3 separate regions of the Homo sapiens genome follow, and all the other regions are linked to region 1. A link is an interaction called in ENCODE POLR2A ChIA-PET data of the cell type or tissue named here. Cell type or tissue: MCF 10A. All regions are shown on one strand.

Evidence for each region. ChIA-PET counts read pairs that join two places held together with the same protein. Peaks named below come from ENCODE experiments on the same cell type or tissue, not always from the same donor. Only the 100,000 strongest peaks of a DNase experiment are listed, where the experiment ranks them.
Region 2: POLR2A ChIA-PET joins it to region 1 with 5 read pairs; 2 of 35 experiments call an interaction of 5 or more read pairs at or near these places.
Region 3: POLR2A ChIA-PET joins it to region 1 with 5 read pairs; 2 of 35 experiments call an interaction of 5 or more read pairs at or near these places.

Annotation. Positions count from the first base shown.
Region 1 is chr13:30,688,051-30,693,050 of GRCh38, forward strand. No RefSeq gene overlaps it. Among named protein-coding and RNA genes, the nearest start is that of TRN-GTT2-4, 17 kb to the left of the region's middle. RefSeq lists an enhancer at 2,357-2,446. In MCF 10A, no CTCF peak of the experiment used is centred here; a DNase peak (open chromatin) is centred at 2,691.
Region 2 is chr13:30,890,108-30,895,107 of GRCh38, forward strand. All of the region lies in intron 2 of TEX26-AS1 (TEX26 antisense RNA 1), which reads right to left. Among named protein-coding and RNA genes, the nearest start is that of LINC00545, 10 kb to the left of the region's middle. In MCF 10A, a CTCF peak has its summit at 3,043; no DNase peak of the experiment used is centred here.
Region 3 is chr13:30,826,445-30,831,444 of GRCh38, forward strand. No RefSeq gene overlaps it. Among named protein-coding and RNA genes, the nearest start is that of LINC00398, 26 kb to the left of the region's middle. RefSeq lists an enhancer at 840-1,484. In MCF 10A, no CTCF peak of the experiment used is centred here; DNase peaks (open chromatin) are centred at 2,897 and 3,497.

The DNA.
Region 1 (5,000 bases):
ATGTAATATATAAATACATATTATACTTTAAGTTCTAGGGTACATTTGCACAATGTGCAGGTTTATTACATAGGTATACATGTGCCATGTTGGTTTGCTGCACCCATCAACTGCTCATTTACATTAGGTATTTCTCCTAATGCTATCCCTCCCCAGCCCCCCACCCCTCAACAAGCCCTAGTGTGTGATGTTCCCCTTCCTGTGTCCAAGTGTTCTCATTGTTCAATTCCCACCTATGAGTGAGAACATGTGGTGTTTGGTTTTCTGTCCTTGTGATAGTTTGCTGAGAATAATGGTTTCCAGCTTCATTCGTGTCCCTGCAAAGGACATGAACTCATCCTTTTTTATGGCTGCATGGTATTCCATGGTGTATATGTGCCACATTTTCTTAATCTAGTCTATCATTGATGGACATTTGGGTTGGTTCCAAGTATTTGCTATTGTGAATAGTGCCGCAATAAACATATGTGTGCATGTGTCTTTATAGTAGCATGATTTATAATTCTTTGGATATATACCCAGTAATGGGATCACTGGGTTAAGTGGTATTTCAAGTTCTAGATCCTTGAGGAGTCGCCACACTGTCTTCCACAGTGGTTGAACTAATTTACACTCCCACCATCAGTGTAAAAGCATTCCTATTCCTATGTCTCCACATCCTCTCCAGAATCTGTTGTTTCCTGACTTTTTAATGATTGCCATTCTAATTGGCCTGAGATGGTACCTCATTATGGTTTTGATTTGCATTTCTCTGATGACCAGTGATGATGAGCATTTTTTCATGTGTCTGTTGGCTGCATAAATGTCTTCTTTTGAGTAGTGTCTGTTCATATTGTTTGCCCATTTTTTGATGGGGTTGTTTGTTTTTTTTCTTGTAAATTTGTTTCAGTTCTTTGTAGATTCTGGATATTAGCCCTTTGTCAGATGGGTAGGTTGCAAAAATTATCTCCCATTCTGTAGGTTGCCTGTTCACTCTGATGATAGTTTCTTTTGCTGTGCAGAAGCTCTTTAGTTTAATTAGATCCCATTTATCTATTTTGGCTTTTGTTGCCATTGCTTTTGGTGTTTTAGACATGAAGTCCTTGCCCATACCTATGTCCTGAATGGTATCGCCTAGGTTTTCTTCTAGGGTTTTTATGGTTTTTAGGTCTAACATTTAAGTCTTTAATCCATCTTGAATTAATTTTTGTATAAGGTGTAAGGATGGTTTCCAGTTTCAGCTTTCTACATATGGCTGGCCAGTTTTCCCAGCACCATTTATTAAATAGGGAATCGTTTCCCCATTTCTTGAGCTACAGATATTTTGAGTTTGGTTACCACAGTATTATCTAGTGGAAGTTGACTTATACAGTATGTAATAGGATAAATATAGGTGTGTAACAGAATATTAAGTGTTCGTGTTTCAAAGCTGAGGGGAAAATGTTAAAAGTGTTCACACACTCTAAAAAGAGATTAGCTAAAACTGCTTCATTAACCACACTTTGGGGAAACCAGTTCTGAGATTCTTCTCCATTACTCTGACAGGTTGGACCCTCTGGGGAGCAGATCTCAAGATCAAGTTATGAGTGCAAGAGGTGTGTTGGGAAGCGATGGTTGTAAAAGAATCCTGCAGTAGCACCAGGCACAAGTCTGTCCAGGGAGAGGAGGACTTCTACTCTCTACCAGCATCTCTCCTAAGTCCCCTTAGGGGACGGGGGCAAGGAAGTGCTGGGAAGGGCAGGGCATGGTTCCTGGCTAGGACTCCACCCCCCTGGGGCCTGTACCCACGGACCTAGGTGAAGACAGGCACTCCTGCCTTCTCGCCCAACGGTTGCGTTTCCCAAGATCATCCTGGCCTGCCACGCCCCCATCTACCTATTAAACTCCCCCACCTTCCCCAAACCCTAGCAGGCAGACACACATCGGTGGAAGAAGACAGGAGCGGCTGGACATTGAAAGGACGTCGAGAGGAGCACACCTGCACACCATCGACCAGCGGAACGAGGCAGAGTGTGGCTGGAGCAGTCGGAGGGAAGCCTGGGCCGCTGACTCCAGGGGAAAACCATCTCCTTTCTGGCTCCCCCCTCTGCTGGGAGATACTTTCACTGAATAAAACCTTGCACTCATTCTCCAAGCCCACCTGTGATCCGATTCTTCCTGTACACCAAGGCAAGAACCTGGGATACAGAAAGCCCTCTGTCCTTGTGATAAGGTAGAGGGTCTAACTGAGCTGGTTAACACAAGCTGCCTATAGACAGCGAAACTGAAAGAGCACACAATAGCACACACTCATTGGGGCTTCAGGAGCTGTAAATATCCACCCCTAGACGCTGCCATGGGGCGGGAGCCCCACAGCCTGCCCGTCTAGAGGTTTGAGCAGCGGGACACTGAAGAAGAGAGCCACACCCTCATCGCACGTCCTGCGAGGGAGACAAGGGAACTTTTCCGGTTTCACTTCTGCTTGGCTTGAGCTGGCACTGAAGCACCCTTTTCCCTCCTCACTGAGGGAGCAGAGGGGAAAAGCGGTAGAACTAACAGGCTAACAATGCTCCTCCGAAAATATATCGTATTTTTGGATCCCTAGAGATAGGTGATCACGGCAGCCGCGGAGTGCATTTGGGTCTCCTTTCAAGAAAGAACTTGCTGCTCAGCGTTGAAGAATGCAGTTGGCCAACAGCCTCCAGCTGCTCTGTCTTCAGCATCTGCCATGGCATCTGAGCTGAGGTCATGTTCTTCCTGGGAGGTCCCCAGCAGAAGGATCACGTGGAAGCTCCACAAGCTCCACAGATGTTCCAGGAGAGGAATAGGCAGCATTTGGAAGACATATCCTGCCATAACAGAGGGCATTTGCTAGTAGAGACAACAAACAGCAACAGCCAAGTAAACAAACACACAAGCACAAAGCACTTTCTCCCATTTCCCCTCATTGATCCTGTCCGGGTAGAAGCTGGGGAGGAAGTAGAATAGGGTGAGGCGGGGTGGGGCTGGGGGGCCTACACCTTCTTCCTTCCCCCGCAGGTCCTGTCCCTGGGCCAGGCTTGAACTAGGGGAATGGGAAAAGCTGTGAAGTGAATGAGAATTAGGAGTTTTTATTTAGACTGGACTTGAATTTTTTTTTTTTTTTTTTTTTTTTTGAGACAGAGCCTCGCTCTGTCACCCAGGCTGGAGTCCCGTGGCGCCATCTTGGCTCACTACAGCCTCTGCCTCCCGGGTTCAAGCGATCCTCCCACCACAGTCTCCTGAGTAGCCGGGATTACAGGTGCCTGCCACCATGCCCAGCTATTTTTTTTTTTTTTTGTATTTTTAGTAGAGACAGGGCGTCACCGTGTTGGCCAGGCTGGTCTCGAACTCCTGGCCTCAAGTGATCTGTCCGCCTCGGCCTCCCCAAGTGCTAGGATTATAGGAGTGAGCCACCACGCCTGGCCTGGACTTGAATTTTTAATTCCTAAAAATGAACTACCAGTTAAAATTTAAAAATGACCAAAAAAGCTATGGGATATGCTGATGTTTTGCTTTGGGGATAAGGAAAAGATATCTGGTTGAGCGGCATTGAAAACAGTGTAGGGAGAGAAAAACTCATTCCTGGCTCACCCTTTTGAGTCCCACTATCTCAATAATCTGATGTTATATGACACACACACACACACACGGAGGAATCCTGGAAGACTCCATATCAAGGTGGTGATGAAGGTGACCAGTGGGTGATAGGATTATAGGTGTGTGTTTATTTATTTATTTTAATTACCTTTTTTTAGAGACAGGGTCTCTGTCATCCAGGCTGCAGTGCAGTGGTGTGATCATGGCTCACTGCAGTCTTGCACTCCAGGGCTCAATCCTCCTGCCTCAGTCTCCTGAGTAGCTGGAGCTGCAGTCATGCACCAACGTGCCCAACTAATTTACTTTATTTTATTTTTTATTTTTTGTTAAGATGGAATCTCACTTTATTGCCTAGGCTGGTCTTAAACTCCTGGTTTCAAGCATTCCTCCTACCTCAGCCTCTCAAAGTGCTGGAATTACTGCACTTGGCCCTATTATATTTTTAAAAAATTTCAATAGTTTTAGGGGTAAAAGTGGCTTTGGTTACATAGATGAATTGTATAGTGATGAAGTCTGGATTTTTAGTGTACCCATCACCCAAATAGTGTACATTGTACCCAATGAGTAGTTTTTCATTCCTCACCCCCACACTGTCCCCACTTCTGAGTCTCCTGATGTCCATTATAGCACCCTGCTTTTGCGCACTTAGAGCTTACCTCCCACTTAGAAGTGAGAACATGTGGTAGTTGGTTTTCCCTTCCTGAGTTACTTCACTTAGGTCAGTGGCCTCCAATTTCATCTGAGTTGCTGCACATAACATGATTTCATTCTTTTTTTGACTGAGTAGTAGTCCATCTCTCTCTCTCACACACACACATACACACACACACACACACACACACACACACACATTTATCCACTCATCCATTGATGGGCACTTAGGTTGCTTCTATATCTTTGCAATTGTGAATTGTGCTCCAATAAACATACATGTGCAAGTGCTGTTTTTTCTCCCTTTTATCCTTCTTTTCTTCCCTATGCTTCCATAGGTACTGAGAAAGAGTCTTTTTTATATAATTATTTCTTTTCCTTTGGGAAGATACCCAGTAGTGGGATGGCTTGATCCAATGGTAGATCTGTTTTTAGTTCTTTGAGAAATCTCCATATTATCTCCATATTGTTTTCCATAGAGATTGTACTAATTTACATTCCCACCAACAATGTATGTGTTCCATTTTCACTGCATCGGCACCAACAACGGTTGTTTTTTGACTTTTTAATAATGGCCATTCTGGCTGGGGTAAGGTGGTATCTCACTGTGGTTTTAACTTGTATTTCCCTGATAATTAGTGATGTTGAGCATTTAAGAAATATATTTGTTGGCCATTTGTATATCTTCTTTTAAGAAATATCTCTTGAAGTTGTTTGCCCACTTTTTAATGTGATTATTTGTTTTTTTTTCTTGCTGATTTGTTTGAGTTCCT
Region 2 (5,000 bases), 200 kb after region 1:
TTTTTTTAATGCTTGAAAGTATCTGTTATTGGACAGGCAAAATTTTAATGTGTCAAAAATTTATTTAAACTATGTGGTCACTATCTGGAGTAGAATAGTGAATTATGTCAATTATTTTGTTAATTATCTTACATTTCAGAGTCCTATTTACATACATAATTTCCATATACACCATAGAAAGTCTACTCAAGCCTCCATTTTTTCCAAATATTTAGTTGTCCTTAGTTACCTGTGATCATAAAATGGATTTTAGGCAGTATTATTTGGTTGACTTTTGCTTCAACTCCAGCAAATCAAGCAGTTTGTTGGTTTGTCACATATTCATCATCTATTCTCTTATCTGTGTTCTTTTCTAAGCAGCCTACCACCTTCCACTGGGGGGGATCCATGAGATTCCAGGGAAGCTGACTTTATTGACGGGAGTGAGGCATGAGGTCTAAGCTAAGCCAATCCGTGCCTTCCATTTCTTGGAACACAGATATTGGCTGCAGAGGGGGCATGTGTCTTAAGGGGGGTCCAATCAGAATGAATTTTCAGATTTTCCTTGGAAACATTAGGCAGGAATGCTCTCCTGCTTCCTTGCTTCCCTTCTGGATTAGAATGAGGAAGCAACAGCCCTAAGAGCTCCTGGAAGCCATAGGGGATCTCAAAGAGAGTCAGCCTTAGAATTTGGCCCCAAAAAGGGCAATGTGAAGAGCTAGGAACAAATAAGGTTCTTGGTGACATTGTTGAGCTCCTGGATCAAGCCTTATCTGGAGCCAATATTACATCTGGCATTTTCAGTTGCTTGAGCCAACAAATTCCCTCAATTGTTTAAGCTATTTTGAATGAAGCTGTTTGTTGGTTGCATTCTAACTTGTATAATTTGTAGATGACATATTAGTATACAACTTCACAGTTTAGAAATTGTATTATCTTACTTCATTGTCACAACAACTCCATAGAGGTATTTAGAAAAGCTGTTACTCCTCTTGTTTTATATGAAGAAAGGGACTGTGAAAGCATTGCCCTAGGTTAAACAGATGGTTAAGTAGAAGAGGAAAGTTATATGAGGACAGGAAGAATGTATTCATTTTAAAGTTGTATTCTCAGCATCTTTTATGGTGTTTGCCAATTCAATGTAATAAAAATTTGTTGAACAAATAAATAAATCAAATAATAGAGCTGTAATAGTAAAAAGAATAATGGGCTTAGCTGTAATTGATCATTCATTTTTTCCAACAAATATTTACCAAATGCCTATGTAGAGGTATGAGGCTCAGTTGTGCCAGTATGTCTAGTGAAAAAGACAAAGAAAATTGATATTTCTAATGTTCTGATACTCTTTTAAAGTTTCACAGAGTTAAACGATTATAGTATTTACATGTCAAGTCCTGCCATGACTTGTTAGGGAGGGTCCTTGTTTTTCAAATCTCTCTCTCTCTTTTTTTTTTTTTTTTTTAAGATGGAGTCTCACTCTTGTCACCCAGGCTGGAGAACAGTGGCGCAATCTTGGCTCACTGCAACCTCTGCCTCCCGGGTTCAAGCGATTCTCCTGCCTCAGCTTCCTGAGTAGCTGGGATTACAGGCGCCGGCCACCACACCTGGCTAATTTTTGTATTTTTAGTAGAGACGGGGTTTCACCATGTTGGCCAGGCTGGTCTTGAACTCCTGGACCTCAGGTGATCCACCTGCCTCGGCCTCCCAAAGTGCTGGGATTACAGGCATAAGTCACTGCACCTGGCTGTTTCAAATCCCTTTTCTATTGCATATATCCACAGTTTCTGCCGTATTTGCCTTGAGAATGGGGACCTCTGAGGTAGAAAGTCATGCCAATTGTTTCATGTTGTGATAAGTACTCAGTACCATCTGAATACCTCACAAATATTGAATTATATTCTTCTCAATGTCTAAGTCTCTCTCTGGCTGTATGTTAGAATGTCCTTTCATTCAAATCTTTTGGGGACCATTAGGAGTTGAATTTTACTATTTTAGCATGTATTATAGTAGATCAAAAATCCATACTTCATGAGTGAGGCAATATATAGATTTGAGATTCTATCAGATTGCAAAGTAACAAGAAAGTAGAAGGAGGATCACCCTGTGGGAATGAGGGACCAGCTAACCAAGCAGTCAGAGAAAGAGCCTGAATTGTAGTTCCCCAGGGATGGAATGAAAGAAGACACAACCAAGAAATTTAGCTCTTTAGATCTAATAGAAACCTCAAAGAATTAGATTCCAAGAATTGATGGATGAAAATTGTTTCAGGATTTAAAAAACTCAGCAAGGTTCCATTTCCTCTTTTCATCCTTGAGTACTGGAAAGAGCAAAAGCTTTTGAGTGAGACAGAGCAGGGTTCAAATCCTAACTCCAACAATTTAGGCAAGTAACCTGCTCTCTCTGAGAGTCATTTTTCTTATCTAGAAAATGGATAGTATTTACCTTAATAGGTCCAGGCATATAGGAAATGATAGCTGTTATTCTGTACTTTTTATATAAGTAGGACAAACTTAGAGTCATGAAAAAAAGTGTTGTCACACTTATTTTTTTTTTGCTTTTCTTAGAAGAAAAAAAGGGTATATCTTCAAAGTGTTCAATAGCACAGAAAGAAAAAAGAAAATGAAGGGCACATTTTGTAGAATCAAGATTTTTTCCTCAAATTCAATCATAGCCCCATAATGAGCTAATGAGGGTGGGACATTGCTCTCTTGTATCTCTCATTGCTACATTTACTAGCTTTCATCTGAGAAAATGAGGGAAGCTTTAGTTCACATACTTGAATACTGTTCCAAATGTCTCACGTTTCTGATAATGTCCTTCAGGACCCTGAGCAAACTAACTATAAAAAAGATGAATGACTGTGGATTATTCAGTAGGTTCTTGGTATCCTTTCAGAAATGTTAAGAACAGCTCCTTAACTCTTCACTCATAAACTTGGTGTTGTTTCCCCTTGGGTAATTTCTCTCATCTTTGAAGTTGAGTCCCATCAGTTGTCAGTGGCATGATTTATTCACGTCCAGGGCCAATGGAAGAAGCACAAGGGTGGGAGGCTGTTAGCTCTCGCCAGCGCCCCCTCTGGCCACTCCGGCAAAGGCCGCCAAGTGACAGCACACTGAATTCCTGTGCAAGGCTCTGGTGTGGGTGGAGGCGGCTCTGAGCAGAGCCCAGAATGTTGGAACAAGAGTGGGGTGGCCTGGCTTGCTGCTTCTGAACCTATCTCATCCTCACTACTCTGATTAGAGAAAAAAAAAAGGGAGAAGGCTTGCAAGTACTGTGCAATAGAGGTGGTAGTTTTACATAAATCTAAAAAATTTGGCCTGAGGTTTATGGAGAATCAAAACAACTTAAGGAATGCATTTTTTTCATATAAAATACCTGATAATTAACCTCTTCTTACTTTTTAAGTTATTAAACTTGAATCTTGGTGGGTCTTTTTTTTTGGCAGTATTAAGTCAAATCTGTGATATGTATAAAGTATCACTGACATGCTCAGAAAATACCTTTATCCTACACCACCCCCAATGGCTCCCAAGTGTGTGACTTAGTGAGTTCATCAGTTCAAATCAAGGAAACTTATTGCCGAGTATTCTCCCTTCTTGGGAGAACTCAAATGTTTCATTCCTGTGTCTCACTTCTTTCTCATCCTGAAGCTGAATTTAGTCATAATTGTTATACTGCTATAGCATTTGACACTTTTCGAAACATGTTTATTCACAATATTACAAGCAGAGGAGATTTCACTGTTTTTGCTTTTTAGAGGAGAACATTGGTATTCAAAGAAATAGACAAATTTTTGGGGCCGGGTGCGGTGGCTCACGCCTGTAATCCCAGCACTTTGGGAGGCCAAGGCGGGCGGATCACGAGGTCAGGAGATCGAGACCATCGTGGCTAACACGGTGAAACCCCGTCTGTACTAAAAATATAAAAAATTAGCCGGGCGTGGTGGCAGGCGCCTGTAATCCCAGCTACTTGGGAGGCTGAGGCAGGAGAATGACCTGAACCCAGTAGGCGGAGCTTGCAGTGAGCTGAGATCGCACCACTGCACTCCAGCCTGGGCAACAGAGCAAGACTCTGTTTCAAAAAAAAAAAAAAAAAGAAATAGACAAAATTTTGTTTAATCTATCTATTACAGTCTTGGATACTGATAAATTTATAGAATCACTGAGTCTAGAGAAGAAACCACACATATCAGCTTTTTAGTTGCAAGTTAATTTTGAGATAAGTTCAATCTTAAAAAATCAAATTATAAATGCATTGGAAGAAAATTTTTAAAAATATTGTTATGATTTGGGGGAAAATAGAGAAAAACTTTATAACTGGGGATCTCAGGACAAAGTCATAGTGAAAAATATTGCTAGACTCAAGGGCTTAAAACACACACACACACATACACACAGATTCAAAATTTCTGAATGGTAAAAAATATATTCTGATATATTTTGGAATTTATCAAGCAGAAAGGCAAATGATAAAAATTTTAAAAGGTAACATGTTTAATATATAAAGAGTTCTTGCAAACAAATAAGGAAAAGATGTCTCCATATGTTAACAATGGATCTAAATTGCAAATTCACAGCAGAAAAAATAAAAATGGCCAATAAACATAAAAAGTTTTAACCTTCCTGGTAACAAATTAAAAAAATTAAAACAATAAAATTCTCCAACGTGGTGGGGAAAAATAAAATAGAATAATAATACACAGTTTTGGCTAGGACTTTGGGAAATAGGTAACTTCCTGCTATGGTTTTGGGAATTTTAGTTTGGAGATCAGTTTGACATTATGTATCAAAATCCTTGAAAAAGAGCATAATATCTGATCCAGGTTAGGGGTGAATTATCAGCCAGTAATTGGACAAGTTGCCAAAGATACAAGTGCAAAAATGTAAATGGCGGTATTTTTATTTTAATCATGAAAAATGAGAAACAACTTAAATTATTGGTAATATGGGGTCATAGATGTCATAATTAAGCCATAAAAAGAAAGGCTACCAAATACAGTACCATGAATAGTTTGATGTAAT
Region 3 (5,000 bases), 140 kb after region 1:
CTCCGGGTTCTGGGGAATTCTGCTAATGTCCTCATCTCCCATGGCAGGGTCCAACTGTGTGATCCTTAACACACCAGTTAAGTGTTAGGTGGGAGCTTCTTTTCTCCAGGTTTACTATCCCCCTTTAATACCTCTTGCTTCAAAAAGACCCCCCAAATTAAGGCAATTGGTTGGACGCAGTAGCTCATGCCTATAATCCCAGCACTTTGGGAGGCTGAGGCGGGTGGATTACCTGAGGTCAGGAGTTTGACACCAGCCTGGCCAACATGGTGAAACTTCGTCTCTAATGAAAACACAAAAATTAGCTAGGCATGTGCCTGTAATCCCAGTTATTTGGGAGGCTGAGGCAGGAGAATCTCTTGAACCAGGAAGGTGGAGGTTGTAGTGAGCAGAGATCATACCACTGTACTCCAGCTTGGGAGACAGAGTGAGACTCTATCTCAAAAAAAAAAACAAAACAAAAAACGAAAAAAGGCAACACCTGGGGTTCTCCATACGCTCTGACCGAATCCTCAGACAGATCATGAGAATCATCTTCTGCGAGGGGGACTATCCCTGGCCTCACTTGATCAATTATATTTCTCAACTCCTCGTGCCGGATTCTGGGCTTCCCGCACCCCCAGGTGTAGTGTTGTGGAGACTGAGAACAGGCACAGAAAGTGCTAACGGCCTCCTGGGCATGCTAGTGGCTAGGCTGGGTTTCGGTCAGTGCCGGAGCCAGGCCGCTGTAAGATTCAGGCCCGGTCTGCAAAAGGCCTGCTTCTCTGGCCTGAACGGTAAATGAAGCCTCAGCCCTCCCGGCCTCTCCCCTGTGTGCCTCTGTCTCCGAGGGTCTCCCTGATTTGGAATCTTACCGCTTGTTCTCTTTAGACTTACCTCTTAGTTTTTGGCCCTGGCTCAATACCCCTGCCCCATTCCAAGGACAGATCCCAGGGAGTGGCTTGGGGGACTTTAACCCTCTCCCTAATAATCTCCATCTACTTTATTCCCCCACCCCCACCTTACCTCTCTAAAGAAAATACCATCTAAATAACAATAGTTCACCTGCTGAGAAGTCAACACTTCAAGACAGGCCTTCAGGACCCTCATTCTAACCAGGGTATCACTTTTAAGCCCCCTCCTATAAGTAAATTGTGGGTCACACATACACTGGGACTCAGTTACTTGACACTTTGTCTTGATGGTTCTGACAAAAAGCTGTGACGTGACCCCAGTCCACCCAGCAAGGATGGGTCTGCAAAGGTCCAGGTCCCTGACAGCTGAGAAGAGTCTGTGGGAGCCTCTTGTCTTGTTGGAGAGGTCTAGAGAAGCAGACATGATGAGACTACTCTTCCCTGGTGGGTGATGAATTGAAGGGGGAGGAGCGCATATCTCTTAAAGCAAAGATTCTCCAAGTGAGGTCCCTGAACCAGCAGCATGGTCGCCACCTGAGAACTTGTTGGAAATGCAGATTCTTGGGCCCATCTAGAGGTCTTGAAAAAACTGTGGAGACAGGGAGCAGCCCTCTGTGCTTTAGGCAACTCTGATGCTGATGGCATCTGAGAACCACTGGCTTTGGCTTCGGCCGGTCTCTGGGTCTCCTGCAAACACATGGCGTATCTCTTACAACTCACACTGTTAGGCCGACCTCAGCCCTACTAGGTCGGAACCTCTGAGATTTCCCCAGGAGTTTTCACTTTAATAAATGTCCCTGGGGACGCTACTGTCATCAAAGGTTGCAGAAGACACAGGTTAAAAAAAAGGCCAAGAGGTCCAGGGTCTGGAAGGGTGGGAGTTCTGGATTTGGAAGGCTTAGGAAAGTCAGGGAGTTGCTCTAACTACAGGAGACCAAGAAAGAGAAAAATCTGGGAAGTGTTAGCTGGCTAAATTAACGTAGTCAGCTTATGATTATCCAGCTGGAGGACATATAGGCCCCTTGACCACCTGGTTCCCATTTAACCCAGTTAGGATACTGACGCTTCTACAGCTCTCCAGCTGCACACTAGCACCTCTCTGACTTTTCCCTCTGCTCTTCCTGAGAGCTTCCTGGTGCTTCCTCCATGTGCTGGGGAGACGCCCCAAGGCTGCTGGACCATCTTCTCATCCTGCCCCCCACTCCACCCCAGTGGAGGTTCCCATGGGACCCCTGTTGTATGGCAGCTGTCCTTTTCCTTGGCCACACAGTTGGGAGGACACTACTCTCCTCAGGTGCAGAACAGGGCCTCATTGCCCTTCAACAGAGCAGGGACCAGGCTGAGATTTTAAACAAGGCTCTAGGGATGGTTCAGGGAACAGTGAAAGGAAGTGTGACTCCAGAATGAGATCCTTGCAAGCAGACTTGACTCAAACTTTGTGATAAAGGACTTTTTTTTTTTTTTTTTGAGACGGAGTCTCACTCTGTTGCCCAGGCTGGAGTGCAGTGGTACGATCTCGGCTCACTGCAACCTCCGCCTCCTGGGTTCAAGTGATTCTCCTGCCTCAGCTTGCCAAGTAGCTGGGATTACAGGTGCCTGCCACCATGCCTGGCTAATTTTTGTATTTTTAGTAGAGACGGGGTTTCACCATGTTGGCCAGGCTGGTCTCAAACTCCTGACCTCATGATCCACCCACCTCGGCATCCTAAAGTGCTGGGATTACAGCGTGAGCCACCCCACCCGGCCGCCTCCTGCTTTCTTCTAAACCTGCCTCCACATGGCCATTGTAAATGTTCCCCAGATTTCTGTGCTTCGGAATCAGGGTCACAGTGGACCTCTGGCTTCTAGGAGGGTTCTCCCTTCACCATGGGCCCCTTTCCTTGTCCCAGAGCTGGCTGCTTCCTGGCATGACTCACTGTGGGCAAGACAGTTCCTTTTAAAGGAAGGTCTGCTTTCACCCCAGTCAGTTCAGGTCTCCCGGGAGGCAGATACCAGGGCAGGATGAGACACACAGGAGAAATGTGTGTGGAGCATGAAAGGGGCTTAGTCTTAGTCATTGGCTGTCTTCCATACCTCATCACCTGTCTGTAGGGTGTCAGAACAAATTAGTAACCATTAGTCAACTCCCCTGTCCTTGCAGGCATTATTCCCTTGTACATGCCAATGTCCAGCACTGGCAAGGTTGTCCCCCTTGGCCTAGACATTTTCACAGGTTGCAGACTATGAAATCTTCAGCACTTGGGCTGTCACTCTGAGTCTGGGATTATCCAGTCCCCACTTTCCATCCCAGAAGGAGTCTGACTTGCCAGCTGGGCAGCAAGTGAGCCAGTCTCCAATATCATCTTATCACCACTTTCCTCACACCACTCCTGGTACCCACTGTGAGTTCTCTGAGCAGTCAATGCCAAGTGACATGAGAAAAACAAGAGATTTACTAGAGCAAATGCCTGTGAATGATTAAAAGGGAGAGCAGGATCAGGTTGGGAGAGACTTCAGACTGAGAGGCAGCTCTGACACCTGAGAAGGGAGAGCAGGAAGGAAAGATTAGACCAGAGGAGCCTCGGGCTGCAACATGTTCTGAGAAAGTCTTGGCCAGGACAGTTGGGTGACCCAAGAAAAATGCATTTATTGGAAGATCCTCGTGCTGGGCAGCAATGGCCTGGCTCCGGGACTCCGGCTGTGCTCATCTTGTGCTGGGAGCAGCCCAGGGGAAGTGTGGCTTGGCATGAAGCCTATGGGGGGTCTGAAGGTGCAGCAGCTGGAGGCTGCCAGTCATCCACATTCCCTGCAGCAGGCTCTCTTGAAGAGGGAGCCAAATGATGTATTTCTACGGCCACCACGTACCCAATGAGTTTTGGCCCACAGCCCAATAGCCCGAGAAGACATTTGCACAGCCATGTCCTTTCCCAGCCACTGTCCCAGTCCTGGGTATTGAGCCATCAGTGGTCTCCTGTGGCACAGCAGTAGCCTATCAGGCTCAGTGCCATTCCTTCTCAGCCTCTCATCAAAAGCTCAGCTATGCTTAGGATCCAATCCTATGCAGAGATAACTTGCTTCCTAATAAAGTAACTTCATGGAAAGGTACTAGGAATTGATTTGAGTTTTTTATAGCGGGAAGTTACATCAGAGAATTTTGTTTTAGTCCCTCCCGCAATCAGTTATGGCCCCAACAGCAAACAAATGGCACGCTCAGATTAGGGTACTTTGTGGAGGTCTTATTTACAAAGGTGTGGGCAGGATGCAGGAAGGCCACAATGGGTAGTGCAGTGCTCTGGGTCAGTGACAGCTAAGTTCTCACCATCCCTAGGTCCTGGATGGGGCAGGAGGACAGAGTCACACAGAGGAGACCATCTTGAGAAGAGCAGTGACCTCTCAGGTGACTCAGGAGTGACTCAGGACAAAGTCTGAAGCAGCCGCTCCAGGAGTGACCCTGAGGAGAAGGAGTCTACCCTCACTCCATTTCCTTCCCTCATTGGCCACACCCAACCAGAGACCAGAGGGGAAGGGAGTCCCTGATGTGGTCCAGACAGGTGAGCTTCCCAGGGGAGAGAGCAGGTGCTGAGTGGACTGGGGTGGGGAAAGAGAGCACATGCTCTAATCCTAGAATTGAGGTGCAGTCCAAGGTCACACAAATGGTTGAATAAAGGAGATGGGCAACAATTCATCCTTCATTCATCTACTTAGCAAATATATTTTCCAGTCAGCACAGTGCTAGGTCCTGGAAATACAAAGATGAGCAAGTAGTAACTTTGTTCCCTGCTGGGCATCCTGAGGCCTTAAGGACATTGAGTGACATCAGGTTTGGAAGCTGTGGCAGTTCTATTTTTCTTAATATCATGGTCTCCTATTGCTGACAGAGAATTGAGATATAAGCTACAGTTACTATTTTGAGTAAGAATCTGCCTGTATCAATGACTGAGAGAGGCTGGGAGGGGTCTCCTCACCCATTGAAGCCTGAATCCCATCATTTGGGTTCAGAATTGGGTCATAAAGGATTTTTTCATTTTTGAGAGTTCCCTATGATAATGCAACCTCCAGCTCTCACCCCAGGATGGTTAAGTCCTTCTGTCCCCGGCTCTCAATACTGGCTGCTCTTGGGAATCACCG